2 separate regions of the Homo sapiens genome follow, and region 2 is linked to region 1. The links are chromatin loops, found by intact Hi-C in ENCODE. Cell type or tissue: heart right ventricle. All regions are shown on one strand. Links, peaks and the distances in the headings refer to the core of each region. The heading gives the core; the rest is flanking DNA.

Region 1 (8,331 bases), core at 96-8,095:
TTGGCCACAAACAAAGCTTGAAAAATTCAAAAAAGTGAAGATTTTTGCAGGGTATTTTCTGATAAATATTTTAGAATATAAGAGAATAATAATAAAAAGATGACCACTAAACTATTAACTGCTTAGAATAAAAAAACCCTGGATCAATACATAAATCAAAATTGGAATAAAAACTATCTAGAAAGCAATGAATCCTATTTTTTGGTATGCTAAACTCATATTCGAAGGAAAAATCACAGTCTTAAATGCCTTCATTGTTAAAGAAAACTGAAATTAAAGGAATATGGAACTCATTTTAGAAAATTAAAAATGGAACAAATACTTCAGTCATGGTAATTAGCAAAAGTAAATGCCAAAACTAGTGAAAGTGTCAAAAATAAATGGAAAGAATTTTTTAAAAAAATCCGAAATCTAACTTTTTATGGTGGTAAAATATACATATTTGTCATTTTAACCTTTCATAGATGTACAATTAAGTGGCATTAAATACATTCACAATGTTGTATAACCATCACCATTATCTATACCCAAAACTTTTTTATGATTCCCAGTAAAAACTCTGTATGCATTAAAACAATAACTCACCCTTCCTCCCTCTGCCCACCAGTGGTAACCTCTATTTTACTTTCTACAGTGATACAATAGTTGTTCTTCTGTGTCTGGTTAATTGCGCATAGCATAATGTTTAAGATATATTCATGTTACACCATCTTGGCCAACATGGTGAAACCCCGTCTCTACTAAAAATTCAAAAATTAGCTGGGCGTGGTGGCACGCGCCTGTAGTCCCAGCTACTCAGGAGGCTGAGGCAGGAGAATCGCTTGAACCCGGGAGGTGGAGGTTGCAGTGAGCCGAGATCGCACCACTGCACTCCAGCCTGCGCCACTGCACTCCAGCCTGGCGACAGAGCAAGACTCTGTCTCAAAAAAAAAAAAAGACATACTCATGTTACAGCATATATCAAAATTTCATTTCTTTTTATGGCTGAATAATGTTCTATCTCTGTTTATACCACATTTTGTTTATCTATTCATCTGCTGATGAACTCTTAGATTGCTTTCACCTTTTGACTACTGTGAATAATGCTGCTATGAACATGAGTGTACAAATATCTGTTGAAGTTCCTGCTTTCAATTCTCTTGCATATATACATAGGAGCAGAATTTCTGGATCATACAGTAGTTTTATGCCAAATCTAATTTTTGTAAGATAAATAGATATCCCCTGCCGACCATTAGGAACAAATGAAAGAAATCAAATGCAAGCAATATTAGAAATTAAGAGGGTGATATAATGCCAGATACAAAAAGAGAGAAAAATAATTATAAGACAATATTACATACAACCCTAGGGCACCCAACTTGAAAATCTAGAGATTTGTTTCAACAAATCTAGGAATTGTTGAATTCCTAGAAAAACATAAACTGATATCAAAAGAGATTGAAAATTTAAATAGGTCAGTTACCCAGGAAGAAATTGGAAAAGTAAAAGTAATGTAGGAATAGAAAGACATTTCTTAAATATGATGAAAAATATTTACCAGAAGTCAATAGCAAATATCTTTCTTACTAAAACCATGAAACCCTCAAGCTATTTCCATTAAATTAGGAAAGTACAAAGAAGGGATGCTTACCATGATCATTATTATTCAACATGTTTTAAAGGCTCAATTGCATTATTGGGGAAAAAAGAAAGTATAAGAACGAATTCTAACAGCAGAAAAAGTTATATTTACCTGCAGATACTATGATTATACATGGAGAAGAACCCAAAAGACTGCAGTAAACATTCTACTAGAGAAGACATAAATAAGCAAATAAATAAACAAGATATTCACAGACTGTAAAAAGTACTCTGCAGGAAATAAACAGAGCAGTGATGAAGAGTAGCTAGGCAAAGGGCCTCACTCCAGACACAGTGGCCAGGAAAGGATTTCCTCCAGGGGAGATCCTGAAGCTAGGACCCAGGCAAGGAGAGGAAGAGCTCCAAGAACGGCATTCCAGCCAGAGGGAACAGTGTGTGCCAGGGTGGGTTTGAAGAACAGCAAGAAGGCCACTGGGACAGCAGCTAGAAGGGAAGAGGGTGTTGTGAGAGAAAGTGGGGTGGTGTGGGGGCTGTAGGCCAGAGTAAAAAGGTTGAACTTGACTCTAAATGCCATAAGAAGACATTGAAGGACTTTAGCCAGATTTATGCTTTTTTTTTTTTTTTTTTTTTTTTTTTTTGAGATGGAGTCTGGCTCTGTCGCCGAGGCTGGAGTGCAGTGGCAGGATCTTGGCTTACTGCAACCTCTACCTCCCAGGTTCAAGCGGTTCTCCTGCCTCAGCCTCCCGAGTAGCTGCGATTACAGGTGCCTGCCACCACACTTACCTAATTTTTTGTATTTTTTGGTGGAGATGGGGTTTCACCGTGTTCGCCAGGATAGTCTCGAACCCTTGACCTCCGGTGATCCACCCACCTTGGCCTCCCAAAGTGCTAGGATTACAGGCGTGAGCCACCACGCCCAGCTTCTTATTTATGTTTTTGAAAGAATATTATATGTGCTTTGTAGGGAGGAAGGCAAGGGGGGCTAAGGACGCCAATTAGAAAGCTATAGCTATGGGACAGGTGGGAAGTCACTGTGGTGTGCCTTAGGAAGTGGCACCGGGGCGAAGAAGACACACGGGTGGAAGTGAGCTGTATTTTAGAGTTAGGCCCCCAACTGGAGGGATGTACAGATGTTAGCCCTTTCCTGGTATATCCTCACTGACCTCTTTATTTTGAAACTCTAAATGTCACTTTGTTACAGCTATGTATCTTAGAAGCTAGGTAGATAGGCCGTTTTAGGCTTTTTACTTTTTTTTTTTTAATAGGGGAGTTTAATCCGTCTGCAGTAATTTTGCTCTGTTCTGTGGTTTCTCCTTTTGTCCTTCCTTTCTATTTTTAGTTACCATGGCTTCCCTGCCCCTTCCTCTTTTGCTTCCCCTTGCCTTGGTCTTTTGTTCCTGATTCCTGAAGGACTGTTGGAGTTTTCCCGGTCTCGTCTTTCTTAACGCTCTAAGGGTTTGGAAGTTTAACGTCCTATCTCTACTCCGGGTCTAGTGACCGTTCAGGGTCTTAAGACATTTTCAGTGCTAGCCCGTGCGTCTTTGTTTCCCCATCTTTCTTTAGTTCCCTTGTAAGCCTTTGTGATCACTTCAAATCCTTTTTAGAAATAGCTTCCAGATGAAGAAGTGAAGCTGCCTGGCGCATAGATGTGTTCAAGTCTCCCTTCTTTTCGCTCAAGGAGAGTGAAGAGTGGATGGTGCCAATTCTAGCTGGGAGGAGTGAAGGACGGGGAGGGGGACGATGAGGCAGGAGGAGACCACGCCGCCCTCCTGGGAGGGGGCTGACTCGACCCAGCTGGTTCGGGTGTGCACCATCCTCACTCTCTCCGCCCTTCCAGGGCTGCACTGCGCCCCGCTCTCGGCAAGACACGGGTGACGCTCCGGAGATTTAATTCCCCTGCTCAGGTCAGTGTAGGGCCTCAGGGAAGTTCAAAGCTCGCCCACTAGAGGGCATTGGCGCGTTTCCCAGAAGACACGGCCCCGGGAGCTTTCGGGCTCTCCAGCAGCCCAGGGGGACTCCGGCGTCCGCGTAGACTGGTTCTGCGCAGGGGGCTGGGGCTGCTGGCGAAGGAGGTCGGGCGCTGCAGAGGAGCTCATAGACCCTACAGCGCAGTCAGGGTCGGGGAGGCCGCTGATTCTCCCGCTTCAGGGCGTTCAACTGCAGGACGAAGCGTCCCCAACGCGCACACCCGACTCTGGAGACCCGAGTGTGTGCGGGAGGCCAGCCCCGCCGAAGCGCCGTCCAGGATCTGCCGAAGCGCCGTCCGGGATCTGCCGAAGCGCCATCCAGGATCTGCCGAAGCGCCATCCAGGATCTGCCGAAGCGCCGCCCGGGATCTGCCGCCGCACGCAAGAGCCCAACCATAGAGGACAGCGGGGGCACCTAGTACCCGTGGAGATCCCAAACTCCTCTCACCCCAGCCCCAAAGCACTTCTCCCAATGCTGCTGCCGTGCCTGAATCCCGCCCACGCGTGAGAATCACCCCATTATTACAGAAGACCCCTGTCAAATGCACACGCGTTAACCACGTGTTACCCAAGGACGACTCAGTCATCCTTTAGGACTCGGTGATACATTAGCACAGATGAACCTGGCACTGAGGTGGGATGAGGTGGGGAGATCTTTTGGCCGCAGGTCATTTAGGATATTGTTATTACTGCAAAGACCACAGAACAGCCATGGTTTAGTCACTTATTCCTTGCCAGGAGCTTCGTCTCATTGTCTCTTTTAATAAACAATATTTTGAGATCACTTTGTTATAGTGATGTCTGCTGGTTTCCCCACTGTAAAATGACTAGTTTTCCCTTTGTAATTAATAAATATTTGGGGGGAGATGCTTTGAGACTGTGACGTATTCTGTTTCTTCTCAAACTCTTCCCCTCTCCTCTCCGCCCCACGTTTCTTGATCTCCTCTCTCTGCCTCTGGAGCACCGCTACATGCTGCCATTGATGGTTTGGGCACTTGGCTCGCCTCACCTTGGCTACTTTCCTCTCCCTCTCCCCTGGTCGGCCCTTCCTTGGTAGCTCCTCTGTTGAATTCCCACATCCTTCGAACTCTGCAGGTAGAATCCCTTACATTTTCCTGGGAATGACCTAGCCTCCAGCCTGAATTACTTCAACTTCCTGTATTCTACAATATCTCCAAACATCTTCACTTCCACACTCATCCTCTCTTCCTTGCATCCTATCTCAGACAAAGAGGAGGCCAGCTGGAGCTCTGGAAGCAGCTGGTAGAGTGGAAAGGGCACAGGCTTTGGAGTAAGTCAGACCAGATTTTGATCCCACTGCCACCACTTACTAGCTATATGACCAAGATTTTTTCTCTCTCTCTCTTTAGAACATCAATTAACATAAGGATATTTGAATAGAAATACTCATCGTTAACGATTATAAGAATTAGTATCAATGTGTGACCAATTTCCTGAGAGAGCTCTGACATGTAATGCTCAGTAAAGGATAGCTGTTATTATTTTCATAGTTTCGGTCCCTGTGCCCTCTAAAAACTTCTTCATGCTTCATGAATTACTCCTCCTCTCTCCTGTGGCTTCAGCCTCTCCCTCTCAATTGGTTTATTCTCTCAGCTTTTCAACATAATCAAATCTCTCCTATCTTCAAAAACAAGCAAACAACAAAACCAAAAACTCTTCTGCAAAGAAACCCACCGGCTCCCTCAAGTGCTTTCTTCCCTTGTCATGAAAAGGGAACTTCCACAGGAGACATTTATGCTTTAACAAATGCCTGGTTCCTGAAGCTTCCTAGTTCTTGTAGGAATCTCTCCTTTGGTTTCCTGAATCAGTGGATTGTGTTATTTCATCAATTTTGGAAAATTCTCAGCCATTATCTCTTCAAATATTGCCTCTGCTCCATTCTCTCTCTCCTCTCTTCTAGAACTCCAATTAAACGTATATTGGATTATCTCCCTGTGTCTTCTATTTTATTTATCTTCTTATCTGTATTTTCCATCTTTATGCCTCTCTGGACTTCATTCTGGATAGTTTCTTCTGACTTATCTTCCTTTCCACCAATTATTAGCTCTTAACTCTTCTATAGAGTTCTTTATTGAGTTATCATACTTTTCAGTTCTATAATATCAAATGGTTCTTTTTAAAATCTTCACCGTTGCTTTCAAAATTTTTATATCCTTACATAAAATTTTAAATTCAATTTTTATCTCCATGAACACAGTAAGCACGGTTTCATTACAGGTTGTATCGAGTTATTCTAATATCTGGGATCCGGTGGGTCTATTTCTATGGTCCACAGTTTCTGTTGATTCTGACTTGTGGTGTTTTGTCTCATGTAGCTCTTGTGCCTCTGTGCTTTCTGGACAATTTATTTGAAATGGCTCTTTTGAGAGTTAATTTGAAATCTAGGATCCTCTTCCAAAGAGGATTTTTTTTTTCCTTTTTTCCAACACCTGAGGGAACTAGCAGTCCGGGAATAAGGCTTGAGGCTGTTCTGTATGTCCACAGGGCCAGTACCCACCCCCTTTTCCAGATGCAGCCCTTTGGGGCCACTACTCAGAGCACATAGTGGGCTCATACTAAGTTTCCTTCTTTACTAACAGTAGACACCAACTGTTCCTCCAGCTCTAGGGAGCCCCCCAAAAGTACTGTTCACCCTGCTCACCTCACATGGTTCTGAGGATTGGCAGACAGCCCAGGGTAAACATATCAGTGGGGTACAAGTGACTTGCACATCTCCAGGACACTATGTAATGCAATATGACCCCTCACACTCACCCAAGGACCTTGGCATGTCAGCTGCCTTCTCCCAGGAAGTGAACACATCCCAAGTAACCAGTTTAGGCTCTTACCCCTCCCTGTTCGGCTCTATTAATGAGGCCTGCAGTGCTATTAAGAAGATAGTTTGATATCTCCTCTAACTTTTGTAGCTGTCTTTAGAAGTAATGGTGATTTATCCCTTAGTCTACCATTACTGGAAACAGTTGGCAGGGAATCTCTAATGCCCCTTGGTACCACTTCTTTCCTGGCTGAACTTAGATCCTTCCTTTTATTCACCCACAGTTGAGTTTTATAAGGGGACTAAATAATGCATTATAATACAGAGAGCAATTTATAACCAGCCACTCCCTATGGCCTATGACCTAGCCCATGCCACTGGGCCCAGCTTCGAGGCCATCTTCCTGTCTCCATGACCATCCACCCATGTATGAAGGCATCTCTGATGACTGGGCTTCCCAGTGGTAATCAGATATGGATTTGGTCCCAAGGTCTCTATAAGTGGGTGGACAAATTCCTCTTTGAGTAGACCTCTCCGATGTGAGCCACCTGGAAAAGGCCTGTTCTTAGATCATTACATTAACTCAAACATGATGCCTCTTTGTTAAGCCTGCTCTGATTCTCCTAACACAGGCAGGGTCTCTCCCTGCCTTGTCTCATGTGGCCATTTCTCACACTCCATCTTATAGAATCGAGATGTTATGTACATATCATGTACCTGTTGTTTTTGTTTGTTTCATTTGTTCGCCTGGGTGGAAGGGGTTTGAATTATTCCAGTTTCTATACCCACGATGTATAATTATTCTTGGGTTGCACAAAGCCATTTCATTATTGTATTGACTGACTTCTCTTTTATCTCTAGTCCCTATTCTCATTCCCCTTCCTCCACAGGTAGCTATTTTACCATGTTAATGGGCAACTTTATTTGAATGTGTTCTTGCAAATGTGTACTGTTGATTTATTTGCATACATTTAAAAAACCTGTTTGAAAGCTACCACATGATAGGTCTTATTCTGTTTCCTCCTTTTTATATTTTTAACACCCAACCACGTTGCAGTGTGACATCTAATTCAAGGCGTCTAGTCTCTGCATAATACCCCAGGGAAGTTCTCATGCGGACCCATAGGGAGCACATATGAAGATGTTATCACTGCTTGTTTTTTATGGTGGCAGGGAGTTGAAGATCACCTGAGTGCCCATTGCGGGGAGAATGGAGTGGTAAAATGTAACAAGGTGCCCATGGTGGGGTATTATGCAGAACTGAGCTCTGCCTCCTACCTGCTTATGAGATGGGGAATTCCTTAGATAGAGGAACAAGGCTCAGATGCTGAACAGCCAAACAGAATAACTATGTCCACAAGGCCCCTCCTCTCCCATAAGGTCTGTACCTGCTGAACTGTGTGGGGGCTGTTCAAAGAATTTGAACTTTGTTAATAGTCACAGTTCAGAGACAACTGATACCCTGGGCATCCCTGATACAAGCCATTGTAAGAAGAAACAGCATGGAACCAAAGAGAACACTTACTTTACCGGACAAAGGTATCTCCTGTTACAATCCACATTCGTCTCCCCACTCTTAGGGCCTAAGTGACTTTGGGGTTTCAGAAACTCTGGGAGGCTGATCCTCAACCCGACCCCAACCCAGCCTACCACAGCAGCACGAACGTGCTTTGGGAAGATGATCGTCTGGGTGGAGGGTGGAGGAGAAAGGTAGAATCCTGCAGAACTCAAAGAACGTTCCTGTGTACCCCCCACCACCCTCCAGGGATAAAAGAGCTGCTTCCCTCCCTCTTGGCATAAGCATCATTCCCTACAGAGACTGGCAGAGATCTGAAACCATGCAGGGACAGCTGTGGAGGCTGCTGTCAGTGGAGACCCAGGCTCAGAGACCCAGCCCAGCCGGTAGTAAGAGCGTCCCCCATGGCGATGGCAGCACTCCAGGCCACCTGAGGTCAAGAGGGCTCCACCCAGCCAGCTGCAGCTTCCCTGGGAGCTGTGGAGGGT
Region 2 (8,331 bases), core at 36-8,035, 95 kb after region 1:
TATATTATTGCATAGGCTAGGTTCTCCAATGTGGAAAAGACGTGATGAGAACAGCCATCCTTGTTTTACTCCTGAGTTTAAAAGAATGCTTCTGGGCTGGGCGTGGTGGCTCACACCTGTAATCCCAGCACTTCAGAAGGCCAAGGCAGGCAGATCACCTGAGGTCAGGAGTTCAAGACCAGCCTGGCCAATGTGGTGAAACCCCATCTCTACTAAAAATACAAAAACTAGCCAGGTTTGGTGGTGGGTGCCTGTGGTCTCAGCTACTCAGGAGGCTGAGGCAGGAGAATCACTTGAACCCAGGAGGCAAAAGTTACAGTGAGCTGAGATGGCACCACTGCACTCCAGCCTGGGCGACAGAGCAAGACTACATCTCAAAAAAAAAAAAAAAAAAAAGATTTGTGCCATTTGAGTTTGTTTGCTGGTGATTTTTGGTAGATAACCCTTATCATGTTCAAAAAGCTTCCTTTTATTCCAAATTTGGTTAAGTTTTACCATGAATGGATATAATTTTTTATCACATGAATTTTCTGCATCTATTAAGATGATCAATATTTTCTCCTTTAATTTTTTAATATGGTGAGTAGTATTCATAAATTAAGTTAAACATTCTTACATTCTAGTATTAAACTCTAAAAATAGGCTAGTTAATTCATTTTGCTCATATTTTATTTATGACTTTTGTATTTATGTTCATAAGTGAGTGTATCAGTTCTCTATTACTATTGAAATAACAATAACTGATTGAAACAACAATAAAATATGCTGGGAGTGGTGACACATACCTCTAGTCCCAGCTACTCAGGTGGCTGAGGCAGGAGGATCGCTTGCACCCAGGAGGTCAAGGCTGCAGTGAGCCACGATTGTGCCACTGCACTCCAGCCTGGGCGACAGAGTGAGATCCTATCTCAAAAATAATAACAATAATAACAATAATAAACAGGTGGAAGCTGCAATGTCTGTCATCACTTAAGCTGAGATGTCACACACCATTATTTTCTGCACCACCCTACCGGTTACACAGATCAGCCCTATTCATTGTGGAAAGGTGTGACACAAGGGCATGAGCACCAGGAGGTGAGGATCACTGGGGCCAGACCAGAAGCTGGCTCCCACATAAGCCCTGCAGAGTTATTTGAGTTCTAAAAAAACATGAATATGTATATCTTTAATAAAAATGAGAAGTTTAAATGAGTTTTTGGCCAGTCATGGTGGCTCATGCCTGTAAATCCCAGCACTTTGGGAGGCCGAGGAGGGTGGATCACCTGAGGTCAGAAGTTCAAGAACAGCCTGACAAACATGGTGAAACCCCATCTCTACTAAAAATGCAAAAATTAGGCCAGGCACTGTGGCTCACGCCTGTAATGCCAGCACTTTGGGAGGCCAAGGCGGGCGGATCACGAGGTCAGGAGTTTGAGACCATCCTGGCCAACATGGTGAAACCCCGTCTATACTAAAAATACAAAAATTAGCTGGGCATGGTGGTGCGTGCCTATAGTCCCAGCTACTCGGGAGGCTGAGACAGGAGAATTCCTTGAACCCAGGAGGCGGAGGTTGCAGTGAGCCGAGATAGCACCACTGCACTCCTGCCTGGAGACAGAGCAAGACATCGTCTCAAAAAAACAAAAAAAAAAAAAGCAAAAATTAGCCAGGCCTGTCCCAGCCACTCAGGAGGCCAAGGCATGAGAATTGCTTGAACTCGGGAGGCAGAGGTTGCAGTGAGCCGAGATCACAAAACTGCACACCAGCCTGGGTGACAGAGACTCGGTCTCAAAAATAAATAAATAAAAAATAAAGGAGTTTCTGTTGTAGTCAACACTCATTTAAATTTATCAACATGTTTTATCTATTTCTATGCTTAACAGTGTTTCATGTGCTCTCCCCTTTTTTTCTGGTTCATTTTTCTTCCTGAAGTGTATAACCTATAATAATTCTTTAAATGAGGGGCTGCACTTTACATGTATCGAAACGCCCCTTTTGTCTTAAATTTCCACTGTAAGTTAGCTGGGCATAAAAATCCAATTGGCACTTTGAAGATACTACCCCCTCATCCCCAGCCTCAGTCTTTGCTGAGGTCCAGAAATTACTTTTTAAGTAATCTGTCTTTTTCTCAGGTCCATGGTAAGGTTTTATTCTCTTTGCCCTTGATGTTCTGCAATTTCCCCAAGGAAATTTCTCAGCTACTATTTCCTCATGTATTTTTCACTGCCATTCCCTTTATTCTCTTCCTCTGAAACTCCTATTAGACATACATAGCCCTTCATGCAAGCTGTCCTTCATATCTCATAACTGCTTTTATATTTTTTAATCTTTGTGTATTGTATTCATGTTAATTCCTAAGTAATGTCTTCTAACTCAATAATTCTCTTTTTGCATCATTTATTCTGTCTACTGAGCTTTCTTTTAATGAACAAACTTTCTATTTCTAAGATTTCTAATTGATTCTTTTCACATCTACTTGTTCTAGTTTCATTTTGATCTGCCTTCATTTATGTCTTGTTAATTTCCAATGGATATTAAGCCTTCATTTGCCATTTTTGGCATCCTAAACATTTTTAATTCTTTGTAAGACTTTCACAAAATTAATTTAATCTGCAGTGAACTCATATTCCACATGGTGATTCTGTTGACTGCTTTTCTTTCTTGCTTTTTTTTTTTTCTAAAGATGGGATTTCACTATGTTGGCCAGGCTGGTCTTGAACTCCTGACCCCAGGTGATCCTCCCACCTTCACCTCCCAAAGTGCTGGGATTACAGGCACGAGCCACCACGCCCGGCCTTGTTGACTGTTTTTCTTACCATTGTTTCTCATCTATTTTGGCTTACAACTTTACAGTGAGTTGGAGGGTTTTCCACCTTGTTTTTACATCTGTTTTTCACTCTGTCTCTAACTATCCTGAGCTAGGACCTCAGGCCCAGTTGAGGTCTTACAATAGCATTGCAGGGCTCTACTCTGTTGTGGCATGAGGACACCACAGCTACAAGCACGTAGCCAGAGGGTGGCTTGGCTCAGCATCTAGTCAAGAGTCTGTCCTCATCTTCCCACAACTCAAGCCCCAAGCTATTTGTGGACAGCTGGCTTCCTCACTCCATCCCCGCCACCCCCGATTCTTTTCACAAGCAGAGGGAACCTTCCCCGAGCCCTGGCTTCCAGACACCTGGCTGTTGGCCCCTTTGTAGCATGGAGCACTTTAACTCCCTTACCAGGAGCTCTGTGTCTGGCAGCTACTGCTGTTTCCAGACCCCGAGGCCAGCAGGCCCCTGGCCCCAGTCACCAATTTGCATTTCTGATCTGCTTGTGGTACACAGAGATAGCCATTTTGGTTGGGGCCCAACTATGTCCTTTTGTTTATCATTTTTTCTATTTTATTCCTGATTGCTGTGTGTTTGGAACAGAGAGAGGAGGCCACAGCGTGAGCCCACTCTGCCGTCTTGGCTGGAAGTCCAGCACTGAATTGTGAGGCTGCCGTACCTGTAGAAAGTCCCATGTCTGCTTTCATTCAGGTAAAAGAGGAGAGATGGTTTCATTAAAATCCAATAGGCATTTTTTTTTTTTAAAGATGGAGTCTCACTCTGTTGCCCATGCTGGAGTGCAGTGGTGGGATCTTGGCTCACTGCAGCCTCCATCTCCCAGGTTCAAGCGATTCTCCTGCCTCAGCCTCCCAAGTAGCTGTGACGACAGGCATGCGCCACTACACCTGGCTAAGTTTTGTATTTTTAGTAGAGACAGGGTCTCACCATGTTGGCCACGCTGGTCTTGAATTCCTGACCTCAAATGATTTGCCCACCTTGGCCTCCCAAAGTGCTGAGATTACAGGTGTGAGCCACTGTCCCCAGCCCACTCAGGGGCTTTTATGCTTCACTATGAATTTCCTCTCAGGATAACAGACTGAGCCCGTGTGTTCCCCAGTCACACACACACACACACACACACACACACACACACACACGCTGAGGGTTATTCTTTGAAAGGGGAGGCCACGTCTGGGGGCGGTGGCTCACGCCTGTAATCTCAGCACTTCGGGAGGCCGAGGTGGGTGGATCACCTGAGGTCAGCAGTTCAAGACCAGCCTGGCCAACATGGTGAAACCCCGTCTCTACTAAAAATACAAAAATTAGCTGGGCGTGGTGGCGCATGCCTGTAATCCCAGCTACTTGGGAGGCTGAGGCAGGAGAATCGCTTGAACCTGGGAGGCAGAGGTTGCAGTGAGCCGAGACTGTGCCATTGCACTCTAGCCTGGGCAACAGAGTGAGACTCCATCTCAAAAAAAAAAAAAAAAAGAAAAAGAAAGAAAGAAAGAAAAGAAAGGGGCAGCCACGGGATGCAGACAAGGCCTGATCGCCACCACTCCTCCCTCCTCAGAGCAGAGCTGGGCCTGTGGGTAACCATGGGTAGCAGCTGGTGCTGGGTACCACGGAAGGCACGTGTGGGGTGAGGCTCCCCTTCAAACCGTTCCCAGGGGAGCGCCTCCCCCTGGTGGCCATCAGAGGAAGCAGCGGTGCTCTCTGCCAAGGACAAGGCCGCAAGGAGTGAAGATTTTCCACACACAGCCAATCGTGCAGACCTGGGACCTGTGGTCATGACACCGGCAGCCTAAAGGTCCTACTTAAATAGGGCCCAGGGCAGAATTCTGTCTATGATCTCCCCTGCTGTGCCGGGACACAGCCCACTCTGCTCAGGACTGTGTAGAGGCGGCTCCCTCCTGCCTGGCCCTTCTGAGCCTCAGAACATTGACTCCAGAGACCACTGGGTCCATAGATTCTTTGGATGGATTTTTAAACTTGAATGTCCAGACCCTTCTTGAGGCCACACAGAGGACTGAGGGAGGGCAGTCTGTGTAGGGGTCCAGGACATGGGTTTGAGGATTAGATAGACCTGAGTCCAAATCCCACTTGCCACTTGTTAGCTGTGTATCTCTAGGCAAGTTACTTAACCTCTTTGTGCCTCTGTTTCTTCATCTGTAAAATAAAGATAATAGTTGTATATACCTTAAGGGGTTGCTGTGAGAATAGAGCCAGATAACCAGGTCCCTCCTCCCTCTCCGCCCCCCGCCCATGGCCCCTGTTTTGGAGGTGCCTGGGCTCTTACTGCCTCTTCCTCTGCCCTTCCTGGAAACTGCGGGCTTCCATCAGCCTCCTCTGGGCCTTGGGCGACAGGGATGGGGGTCTTTTTTTTTTTTTTTTTTTTTTTTTGAGACAGAGTCAGTCTGTCACCCAAGCTGGAATGTGGTGGTGCGATCTTGGCTTGCTGCAATCTCTGCCTCCTGGGTTCAAGTGATTCTCCCGTCTCAGCCTCCAGAGTGGCTGGGACTACAGGCGTGTGCCACTATGCCTGGCTAATTTTTGTATTTTTAGTAAAGGTGGGATTTCACCATGTTGGCCAAGCTGGTCTCAAACTCCTGACCTCAGGTGATCCGCCCGCCTTGGCCTCCCAAAGTGCTGGGATTACATGCGTGAGCCACCGCTCCTGGTTGGGGGCATTTTTTGAGGAGGAGCCAGGCCCAGATGGAGTCACACTGCAGAGGCCTCACATGGGGGCCAAAGTCCTCAGGCCCTGAAGGTGTCCCAGAGAATCACAAACTCACAAACATACCCTCTGGCTGCTGGGGCCTGGGCTTCTCCTGTTTAATGATTTCCCACCCAGTGGCCCACAGGTCCTATACTCTCAGGGAACACACACAGAATTCTGGAGCCCCTGCCAGAGGCACAGTTCAAACACAGCAGAGCTGGGCCTGCAGCTGGTCTGTCAGTCACACTAAAGTTATGGCGCACCTGCTCTGTATTTAGCACTGGGGCTTCTAAGGGAAGGGATGTGTCTCTGCCTTCAAGGCATTCGCAGCACAGTGGGGAGACTGGCTGCAGAGCCCCCTGACATGACTCACAGGAGCCGCTCTAGTGAGACTCTGCAGGCACAGCCCGGGCCCAGATCAGGGTCCGCCCAGGAGAGTCAGGGACGGCACCCAGAAGAGGGGCTTCTGGCTGGGCACTTGAATGTGGAGTAAGAATTTGCCAGGCAGACAGACTTGATCGATTCATTCGATACGTTTTCATTCGACACCTGCCACCCTCCCTGCAGCTGCTGTTCTATGCACTAAGGATTCAGTGGTGAAGAAGAGTAAAGCAGTTCTTGCTGTCCAGACCTTGGCCTGGCACTCACTGCAGGCCCATGGTGCTCTCCTGTTGAACATAAACAGTTTCACAGAACATCAACATCAGACAAGGCCACTCTGTGGCTGTGATGGAACTAGACAGAAACAAGCCCAAACCCTACAAGTTCTTTCTGACACCCCCTCACTGATACGCCCACAGTGCCCCATGGCGTGCGTTCCCCTTCACTGCAACCAGCCATAAACCCCAAGTGCTCCACTATAGGTGGGATCCTGGTGGTCTTCGGGTGGAGGGCAATTGACAGTGATGGCTGAGAGGTAGGATTTGAGTGGAAATGTGGAGATTGAATGAAATGAAGGGCAAGCCATGCGGAAACGTCAGGGCGGAACATTCCAGGCAGACGGAACAGTCATCGTAAAGGCTCTGAGGATGGAATATGACAGGCAGATTTGAAACCTGCAAATATGCCAACCTAGCTGGAGCAGAAAAGGCAGAGCAGGTATTCCAGGCAGAGGGAAAAGACTGTGAAAACCTAATGTGAAGGAAAGTAGGCCCCTGCTGACACGTATGGGTAGTTCTGTGCAGTTGAAATAGAAAGTTAGGCCAGGCTCGGTGGCTCACGCATATAATCCCAGCACTTTGGGAGGCCAAGGCAGGCAGATCACCTGAGGTCAGGAACTCGAGAGCAGCCTGACCTATATGGTAAAACCCCGTCTCTACTAAAAACACAAAAATTAGCTGGGCATGGTGGCAGGCGCCTGTAGTCCCAGCTACTCGGGAGGCTGAGACAGGAGAATTGCTTGAACCCAGGGGGCGGAGGTTGCAGTGAGCCAAGATAGTGCCACAGCACTCCAGCCTGGGTGACAGAGAGAGACTCCCATCTCAAAAAAAAAAAAGAAAAAAAAAAAAGAAAGCTAATGTCATTTGTTTTGGAGAAGAAGGATGAGTACACAGGAAATATGCAATTAAGAGCCTTCATTGCCTCTCCTCAGAGATTCTTAGCAAAATCACCAAGAACCCAAATGCTCTGCCGGAGCCACCCATGATGGCATTTTCCTTTGATGTGGTAATAGAGTAAGCTGATCAATAGCCTCGGTAGTGAGGCCTACCGAAGGGAAATGCACTTGTTCGGGACAATTCCTTCATGTTATCACTAAGAGGGAAGAGAAAACAGATGGCAGTGCTCCTCACTTTCGGGTGACCCTGCCAGCCCACCCCACGGTTTTGCGTCTTCATGATCCATCTAGGGGAAAGCCTGCCCCTTTGGTTTAGGTCTAATAGGATTACCTAGGCCAAGTATCTGTGTGGTCCGATGTGATTTAGTAGTGAGAGAGATTGAATACATTTCATCACCAGCTGCAATTTATGCCCCGGAAAGAATACAAAAAAGAGTCTGCCTTCTAGTTGCTGGCAACATAAACTGGAAATTCCCTGCAGAGGCTCAAGGCTGCAGGTGTGAAGGAAGACACACACACACACACACACATATACACATACACCACACGCACATACATATACCCACACACCACACACACACATACATATACCCACACACCACACACACGCCACACACACACATATACACACACACCACACACACATACATATACCCACACACCACACACACACATACATATACCCACACACCACACACACGCCACACACACATACACACATGTGCGCCACAAACACACATGCCACACACACCACACACATACACACGTCACACACATACACACACACGCCACACACACACACATATACCACAAGCCACACACACACTCATGCCACACACACCACACACATGCCACACATACACGCGCGTGCCACAAACACACACTCACCACACACACCCCACACACACATACACGCCACACACACACATATACACACACATGCCACACACACACACACACACACACACACACACCCCACACCGGCATTGAGCTTTAACCCAAACCAAACCCAGTCATCTCAGGGTTCCTAACTGCTCAGCAATTACAGTTTCCCAGCGAGAAAGAACTAAAGGTCATGCAAGGTGATAGCTAAGCATTGTTCTAGCGTTGCCATTTAATAGGGGAAAAAAGTAAACGTTTTGAGTCTGTCCGTTTCTAGGTGTCCTGAAATTTGTTTCATTAAAATTAATAGAATCAAGTACAGTCTAGTCCAGGAGAGGAGTGAGCCCTGATTTAGGGCATAGCCCAAAAACGCCATTCACAAGGCT

Evidence for each region. Peaks named below come from ENCODE experiments on the same cell type or tissue, not always from the same donor. Only the 100,000 strongest peaks of a DNase experiment are listed, where the experiment ranks them.
Region 2: a loop joins it to region 1, with 20 times the contacts of the local background. A loop is called at or near these places in 63 of 110 quality-filtered maps.

The regions. Positions count from the first base shown.
Region 1 is chr3:184,509,116-184,517,446 of GRCh38, reverse strand. All of the region lies in intron 6 of LINC01839 (long intergenic non-protein coding RNA 1839), which reads right to left. Among named protein-coding and RNA genes, the nearest start is that of LINC01839, 37 kb to the right of the region's middle. RefSeq lists enhancers at 3,352-3,646, 3,350-3,850. In heart right ventricle, for the core only: CTCF peaks have their summits at 3,322 and 3,521 (motif pointing right); a DNase peak (open chromatin) is centred at 3,536; H3K4me3 peaks cover 1,632 bases; H3K27ac peaks cover 1,629 bases; H3K27me3 peaks cover 4,723 bases.
Region 2 is chr3:184,414,171-184,422,501 of GRCh38, reverse strand. All of the region lies in intron 1 of LINC02054 (long intergenic non-protein coding RNA 2054), which reads right to left. Among named protein-coding and RNA genes, the nearest start is that of LINC02054, 17 kb to the right of the region's middle. RefSeq lists an enhancer at 5,722-6,223. In heart right ventricle, for the core only: a CTCF peak has its summit at 4,480 (motif pointing left); a DNase peak (open chromatin) is centred at 4,481.